3 separate regions of the Mus musculus genome follow, and all the other regions are linked to region 3. Evidence: chromatin contacts called from ENCODE Hi-C data. All regions are on one chromosome and are shown on one strand. The core of a region is the stretch at or near the end of the contact, and the rest is flanking DNA. Distances in the headings are between cores, read along the strand shown. Region 1 holds the start of Gucy1b1 (guanylate cyclase 1, soluble, beta 1). Region 2 holds the start of Gucy1a1 (guanylate cyclase 1, soluble, alpha 1). Region 3 overlaps Gucy1a1 (guanylate cyclase 1, soluble, alpha 1).

Region 1 (2,818 bases), core at 116-2,615, 37 kb before region 3:
TTAGACCTACAGAAAGCTTAAGAGATGCCTTGGGCCTTAAAATCTCAGATAAGTCTATTTTCTCGTCTTATCTGAGTACCAGACTCAAAGCTCTACAGAAACTAGGATGCCCTGCTAGGGTTGCCAGAAGAAAACACAGCAAAGCAAGGGTGATTTGGGCAAGTTAAAGGGAAAATGTCCCTTTATTACATATCGGTTTCTCATGACTTACTGGAGAAATAATCTTTGAGTGTACTATACCATAACCAAATGATTTAACCATATTACGTGTTCCTGGTGTGCAAATCGCAAAAGAAAGCGAATCTTCTGTTCATTTCCTGCCTCTGATCCTAAGACCTTGCAGAGGCCCAGGAAGCCCCCAGGTCCCCTTGCATGGGAGCTAGCCAACCCTCTGAACCTGGCCTGGGAGTCACAGTGCTCTGCCTGTCTGGGTGTTCCCACGCTCAGTCCGGGTGAAGAGGCCGCAGCGACCCCAAGGGGCTTGATCACGCGGCCACGCCCCGGCCTACCCTCCTCTCCTGGTCCCGGCTTCGGAGCGTGGGAGAGGAGACCGGAGGATGCGCACCACGACCCTGCTGGGAGCAGCCAGGGAAGCGGGCGGGCGCGGGCTCGGTGCCAACGCGCGGCCCTGGGAGCGGGGCTGTTCACTTACTTGATGTCTTCCCACACCTCGGGACCATAATTGCGGATCACCAGCAGCTCCAGGGCATGGTTCACGAAACCGTACTGAAGGGCAGAGAGAGAGACCGTGGTCAAGGACCCGCGCCTTGCAACCCGGTCTTCCACCCGGTGCCTCTGACCTGTCATTCGCCTTCAGGATAAGCTTTCGGGTACCCTATTCTAAAAGGGGGGACTCTGCGGGATCTTTGAATTCTCGTCGTCCCTTTCCCCTCCCCCATCTTCTTACCCCTGCTCACCTGTCACCGTGGTGCAACAGGGGTAGCTCAGGAACCTGAGCCCTGAGCTTCCCACACCACCCTGCCCGTGGAACCCAGAATCCCCAGAAGTTGGAGGCTGGGGTTGAGTGGTGGGGACCCAACCAGACCCAGAGACTCGGAGCACTCCAGCAGATCATATGTCCCCACCTCCCACCAAAAGCGCTGTTCCTCGCGGCCCTCCGCTCTGTGTGCCCTGGGGCTTGTTTCTGCATCTCAGCCAGCTCTCTAGCCAGTCAAGGTCCACCCGCTCAGGTGTGATGTTCCGCTGACCATCCTGACAGCACTCACCATGGTGTCCGCGCCCGGAGCCTAGGAAGCAGCTTCCAGGCAAGAGTACCGCGGAAGGGACCCAGACAGCGACTACAGCGGCGACAGTGCTCCCAGACCAGCACAGAGCTGAAGCTAGGGCATCAGTCTCGGCCAACTCTGATTGCCACCTCTTCTCAGCCAATGACGAGTGGAGCCGCAGGAGGCTGGGCGCTGTTTCTTCCCATATCTTAGCCAATCAGTGACAGAGGAGGGAATTCAGATGGGCTCAGAGCTACTGTGCTCAAACATTTTCCCGCCCCAGTCTGGTGACAAGTCATTTCTTTTGAGGCCTTAAGGCAGATAGAACAGAACCAGCTGTGCTCCTTCCAGCATGGATGGGGTATTGTCATTGTCATCCTCGTACATCTGTTCTAATGTCCTAGAGCTTGGGCGTGTGTGTGTGTGTGTGTGTGTGTGTGTGTGTGTGTGTGTGTGCGCGCGCGCGCGCCCAGTGTTGATTAACATCGTCATGTTTTTTGTAGTTATGCACATAAACATTTCCTCTGTTGCTTTACCTAGCAACAGCTGGCAAACATAGCTAATCCTACAAAATTAACATTTTTACTTTTAGTCAATTAAGTTAATAATCAAGTGCACAAACTAAGATGTTTTGTAATATACAAGAGGTTTAGCAACTGCATTAGACTTTTTGCCATTGAGACAAAATACCTGACATTAACCAGCAGAATTCATGTTTTTGCCTGTGGTTTTTAGAGATCCATCGTTTTTTGTTTTTGTTTTCGCTTTTTTTTTTGTCTCCGTTGCTTTGGGGCGTGTGGAACAGCCCAACTCCATGGTGGCTGAGAGAATGGCCGAGGCTGTTTAGTTCATTACAGAGACACACAGGTGGGCCCAGTAGAGGCTTACAGTTCCCAAGGACACCCACAGTGGTCTACTTACAAACTCCAAAAAGGCTTCCAGAAGTTTCCAAACTGGTATTTCCCAGCTGGGGAATATGCTCTCAAGTACCTTCTCGGAGGATAGATACTTCATGTATCTTCTTGGAGGATAGATACTTCATGTGCAAACATAATTGTGAGCAAAACGTTAAGCCATCTTGTCTGTGAACTTTACAGGACAGGCCATATTACAACCCAGGAGTTAGAATTCCAGAAGTTTTAGATTTGTCTTGTATTTCTGTTTTGTCTGTTTGTCTGTCTGTCCATCAGTCCACCCACCCACCCACCCATCCATCCATCCATCCATCCATCCATCCAAGGGCCCATTACAAATGTGTGAACATTTCATCCCTCTCCAGTATGTCTTTCTCCCTCCCTCCCTCCTTCCCTCCTTCCCTTTCTCCTTCCCTCTTTCTTTCTTTCTTTCTTTCTTTCTTTCTTTCTTTCTTTCTTTCTTTCTTTCTCTCTTCCTTCCTTCCTCCCCCTCTCTCTCTTTCTCTCTTCCTTCCTCTCTCTCTCTCTCTCTCTCTCTCTCTCTCTCTCTCTCTCTCTCTCCTCTTTCTTACTTTCAAGCTGTCCCTTCTGTAAGTATGCACTCATCCATAGTCCCAAAACTCATTGGTTCTCCAAGGTGGACAGTGATGTAATCATTACTCATCTGTCCTGGCTTCT
Region 2 (2,700 bases), core at 105-2,604, 34 kb after region 3:
GCAAAAGAAAGGCTCAGGAAACCCATACCCTGGAATCATGTGACCACACTGGGATGCAGCCCCTCACACAAAACTCACTTAGAGATAACACTGTGGACCCAGGACAGGCTGTCAACTCAGATAGGCCCGGGAGAATGTTGTGATGCCTGGCCATTACCTTCCAATGCATCTCAGTCAATAATAAGAGAAAAGCAGCTTAGAAGCAGTCACACTCACATACCCTTTGTGCAGGCACACTTTGCTCTGGTCCCAGCAGTGGCTGGAACTTTGCAGTTTGTATACTCTGGGGCTTTGAGCAGCTCCTCCATCCTCGGAGGAAAGCCCGCATGAGGGCCACAAGCTGGACTCTTAGGTCCTGGCGTCCTTGAATTGCTCCCGAGTGAAGGATGCCACCCAGCTGCCCAGGGCTGGCGGCCTTGCGTGGGAGACAGTCGCCCACGCCTCGCACGTTCCCACTGCGGGACCACAGAGCTCAGCCATAGCTGCTCCCTGACCGCTATCCCTCCCGGGAGTCCCTTCCTCGCTTCTCCCCAGCGTGGGAACAGTGATCTTGCTTCCCAGGGGTGAACGAGATCAGGGGAGGGTGTGGGAAAGGATTTAGCCAAGACTTGGTAGAGGGCTGTATGCACAGGGAGTCCCGGCCGGCCAGCGAGGGCACCGCTATCACTTACTTAGTGATATCCAGACCTGGGGACCGCAACCTCCTGGAGCTGCCACCCAGCAGAGCACAGCCGCACTAGATCACAGATGAAGGGCGGTGGCGCTGGTGATGGACTGAGAGGTGACACTGGAGTCGCACCTGTCGGTCCCGAGCGGGTTCACCCAGGGCACTCAAGGCCACACAGAGCACATCATGGTTAACCTGCGCTAGTGGCGCGGAGGGACCCACGAAACACCCCCAGAGCTGGTTCCCACCGTGCTGTAGTCACTTCTCGCCTTTGTTTTTCCCTGCCATGACCCAAAGAATTCTAGTCTGTCTCTTCCCTGCCGCACAGGACTTCTTCCCACGTCTCAGTACCGTGCCTCGTCCCCTTCTCCAGTCCCCAAACAGTAGAAAAGCAAACAGCTGAGCGAACCCACCATGATGCGATCACAGGAGGCCAGGGGCATCGGGCCAAAGGTGTCTTTGCTCCGCTGGCTCCCCAGGCTGTGCACTGCTGCTCTTCGCCTTGGGGTCCGGTCCGGCTGGCAGGCACTGGAGGAGGGCTGCCTAGAAGGCGGTGTGTGAGAAACCCGCGGCTCTGAGTCCCTCCCACTTCTCCCAGGCTCAGCTAGAGAACTGAGTCTGCTCCCGCCCAGTCGCCATCCTCCAAACCACCAAAGGCAGACACACACACACACACACACACACACACACACACACACACACACACACACACACACACACATAGCAGGGAAGGGGACAAGGAAGAGAAAAAAAGAGACTCTAAGAAAAGTTGAAAAGTTGGCACATTAAAACTAAAAACATTTTCTCTAGTACAAGCTGGTGCAGAACCACTGTAGTTTCCTGAATCTGAAACCTGGTGGGGAACTTTCTTTCTCCTTGGGTGGCTTTGGTGGCCTGGCTTTTAGGTTTGAGGCTACTCTACTCATTTCAAAGGTAATTTTGTGGTCACAAGAATATTTTTTTTTTTTTGAGTAAGGTCTTGCCTCTATTTGGTTCACTACACTCAGCCCTATTTGCTGTTAATGCATGTGTGTGTGCATAACTGTTCTTTTATTTTTAAATCATTGTTCATACACACATATGTGTACACACAAAAATGCACACACACACACACACACACACACACACACTTACTCCTGGTGTCTTTTTAATCCTCCAAGTCCAAGAAGTCTAAGACAAAAAGTTATCTTGACATATCTACTTTCGACTCATCATCGACTCTGGTCTCACTGAGGAGGCCCCACTCATATGAGAAACGTTTTGTCCAGTGAAAACAACCATAAGAATTGTCCTAAAGAATGGATGGGAGTAGACAGAAACAGAATTAGCCAGAAATGCCAAGACAGCTACAGGAACCAGGGAAACTTTGGCCTTAAGATGGAACCAAACCTCGTAGGTCCTTTGCTGGTTCTGTTTTGGGTTTTGTTGTTATTTTCTTGTCATTTCCAAAGCTTCTCTTACTCCCAGAGCAATTCATGAACTTCTCTTAGTTCAGCAGGAAAAGTGAAATCTATTCTCAGACCATGAACGTAAGGCCCAAAAGGAAACAAAAACAAAGGGACTCATAATGTAAAGCAGCCAGCCCTATCAGTTTTAAAGTAAATAAAACATGACAGAAACATTCATGTGGGGGGGGGGGCATCCCTCTGACAGATAAAATGTTTCTGAAATAATGGTGTCAGTGTGGGATCTTGAAGGGCCCTTCAGTTTTGCAAGAGGATATGTGGAAGGAACTGCTTGTTGGTAGCAGAGGAGACTGAACAAAGGGCCACAGGCAGGTGGCAAGGTGGTGGTGTGGTGGCCAGGAGATAAGATGGGGTAGAAGGTAAAGGTGAGTGGAGTGCAGGAGGATGCAGAGGGCACAGGGTGCTGTCTCTGCTGTACTGTTCATGTAAGGACTCCTGAGCTACCTTTCTACACTGATGTCCCTCTTTCCCATGGTCCTTCCCTTCTGAGATAGGACGTGCTGAGCAGATAAGGGACACTTTAGTCTTACAGCATCTTCAGATCTGACACTGATATAAGGATGGCAT
Region 3 (2,862 bases), core at 351-2,850:
GGTCTGCTCCTGTTGCAGAGATGTTTCAAACATTTTTTCCCCTTTGTAAAGTGGGAAACAGTGCTACTCTCTTTGAGGAATATTGTGATGTGTGGGAGTTTTGTTTAGAAGAGTGTCTTCCAAGAATGGTTTAATATAAAGTAGCCATTGTTACCGCTATATTTCTTAGAAGTACTACTTTTCCTAGCCTAAAATTTCTCAGTTTTCATGCCCATACTCTGTAAAAGGCTCAACAGCAGTCTCTATCTCTTTCCCCTGAGGCTAATTATTAACGTGAGAACTCTGCCAGACTATATTCCCGTGATTGCCTCCAGCCTTTGAAAACACTCCTCAATTTGCCTTATTGAGCAGAATTTTTCATGGACAAATGAGAAAGACATAGTTTGGTTTGAAACCAAAGTCTGTGACTGTGAAAGTCTGGGAATCAGCTTCGCACCCAGGTTTATCTAACTCTCAGCAAATTAACAGCAGGAAAGGAGGAATGCTTGAGGCCACGTGTAGTATAGAAGGGGTTACTCTGCATTAACACACACAGAGTTCAAGGACTTCAGGCTGGGAGTCACTAACAAACAAATGCAAACATGTTGAGAGAAATATTAGTTATTCAGGGATGTGGTGTGCTTCCTAATTCCCTGTTCTCACAGTTTTATTTATTACCTGCTGCAATTGCTTCTTCTGCGATTATTTTTTCAAGGTCTTCTTTTTCTGAAGATTTCCTGGGAATAATTAAAGGTCTTAAATTAAAAGACAGATTAATGAGTGTTGAAAATTTGGATCATATACAACATATAATGATAGGTGAGAATTCTTTTCCAGAAGCAAATCTTGACATACCATATAAGATACAATCTGAAAGTCAGTGTCTTCATACATCAACTGCATGGCTTTGTCATTCATGTCTGCCTACATGGCTTTTAAAACCTTATCATTATAGTGACTGATTCTGTTGAAATTTGCCAAGTTATTCTAGCACTTTAAGGGTATAAAAGGGTATTTAATTGCAAGGTTCAACTTGCCATTAGCTGAGCCAAGTTTAAATGCAGGTATACTTCTTCTGTTTTAAATAGCATTTTAATAAAACACAGTATAATTTGAGAATTTTTAAAAGGAGACTGTTTTAAGAAGGAAAATTGGCCAGAAAAAAACTTTGTTGCATAGAAATATGATGCTTATAAGTATATAAAGTACTAAGTAGGAATATTTTATCCAAGTGGGCTGGGTATCATATTATAGCTATATACTCAATTTGGATATGGAGAGTCACAATCCTTTTTTGGATAATTCATCACAGTACCAGACTCTTATTTTTCCTTCCCTTTAAAAATCATTTCAGCAGATTTATTTTTCTAAAGAATGAGAGCAGGGCTCCTCACTCTAATACTGCCATTTTCTGACATTCATACTGTCAGATGAGTGCAGAATGGAGCTTTGTTATTCTGAAAAGCACACAATGAAGTGAGTGTAAACTAAATACTCCTTGCTTTAGCAAACACAGCATACAGAAAGTCTTGTGAGTGGCCAGCAAGACCCCCCCACCTCTACACACACACACACACACACACACACACACACAATTATGATTTTGTCCACATGTTGGGGGAGAGAGACAGGGAGAGAGAGTTCCCGCAACACTTCCCCCAGCAGCAGGCGAGGTCACAGTGACTCTTCAGATAAGAACTGGGCTCTCATCCCACTGCTTAACCCATTATTTGTGTTTTGTTTGATTACAAGTCCCAGAAATAAACTGCAGGAAACAGGATTAAGATGTGTTCATCTGCTGGCAGACCAAGGATAGCACAAACAGTAAAGTGAGGCATCAACATGCAAATGAGCAAGAAAAGTACTCAGAAGGTACGTAAGACTGAGGCAGAGCCACCTCACACAGGAGCAGGCAGGAGGAAAAGCCTACTGGTCAACAGTCAGCATCATGGACCAATGTCAGCCTCTGTATTCCTTAAGATTTCCAAAGGAAATAATTGTTGTGGATTTTACTTTTGAGGGCTCTTTTACAGGATGCACCACAGAAAACAGATTTCCATCCAGCAGCAGGGATGTTTCAGAGCACAAAGGCCTGAGAATAAATCTCAAGTGCACTGGCTGCCAAGGACTTGAGCCAACAGCTCCAGTAGCACCATAAGAATGACTTGAAGCTATCTTATCAGCCTGCCTGGGAATTAGGGGCAGAGGCGCCTGGGATGCTTGTCAGCTCTGTCCAGTAAAGAAAGCTTCTGTCAGACACAGATTCACACTCTTCTGGGCCGTTCATGACCCTTTCTTGGCTCAGTTGAGCTGCCTGCATAAAGTCTAATAGCATTTACTCAGCAGGAAAATTCAGCCCAGATTATCCATAGGGTGGACTACACTATGATAGGGAAGAGATGCACATGAAAGTGTTTGTAGAGTGTACCAACCAAGGTGTTGGTGTGCAAAACTCTATGTTGTACTTTGTAAATGTGGACTCAGTATTTATTATTCACAAATTGAATACTTAGAACAGGAATAGTCAATTTTTCTGCCAGAAGCATGTGGCCAGCTTTATTTTAAAAGCCAACTATACAAACAAGATTTAAAACAAAGCAAAAACACAATCCTATTTTCCTTCTCTTCTGAAACCTGAAAAAGTACATTTGTTCTCAAGTTTGCAGTTGCTAACACTTATTCAGTTTTTGATCTATAACAACAATCTGGTAAGTATTAATGTATTCAATAAGGTTTGATTATTTTTACACAATATTTGTGGGATGCGGGTTCATACAACTAAGGTAACTTAGCTTACCTGTTTTCTTCTATTTTATGCTTTGCCAAGGTTCTCTGAAGTGCAAGGTTCAGTCGCTCACACTGGAAAGAAAAAGAAATATTTGT

The links. A loop is a pair of places that touch in the nucleus more often than their neighbours do.
Region 1: a map of heart shows a loop between it and region 3 (2.0-fold over the local background). The contact joins the promoter of Gucy1b1 here to the enhancer-like site in region 3. A Hi-C loop is called at or near these places in 3 of 37 maps with a recorded cell type or tissue (all heart).
Region 2: a map of heart shows a loop between it and region 3 (2.3-fold over the local background). The contact joins the promoter of Gucy1a1 here to the enhancer-like site in region 3. A Hi-C loop is called at or near these places in 4 of 37 maps with a recorded cell type or tissue (heart and left cerebral cortex).

The regions. Positions count from the first base shown.
Region 1 is chr3:82,073,346-82,076,163 of GRCm38, forward strand. Gucy1b1 (guanylate cyclase 1, soluble, beta 1) reads right to left here and starts at 1,366. Exons shown (of 14, transcript NM_017469.4): 1 at 1,227-1,366; 2 at 653-726. The coding sequence starts at 1,229.
Region 2 is chr3:82,144,592-82,147,291 of GRCm38, forward strand. It overlaps Gucy1a1 (guanylate cyclase 1, soluble, alpha 1), which reads right to left and starts at 1,355. Exons shown (of 9, transcript NM_021896.6): 1 at 1,081-1,355. Gm29921 (a long non-coding RNA gene) reads right to left here. Exons shown (of 9, transcript XR_867373.2): 8 at 2,057-2,177; 9 at 1,807-1,958.
Region 3 is chr3:82,110,496-82,113,357 of GRCm38, forward strand. Gucy1a1 (guanylate cyclase 1, soluble, alpha 1) reads right to left here. Exons shown (of 9, transcript NM_021896.6): 3 at 2,777-2,838; 4 at 658-716. Among named protein-coding and RNA genes, the nearest start is that of Mir7010, 5.6 kb to the left of the region's middle. Within about 2 kb of position 1,601, at least 1 of the 3 ENCODE cell types and tissues checked has a DNase peak (open chromatin) inside an H3K27ac peak, as active enhancers do; it is heart, where a contact is called at or near this core.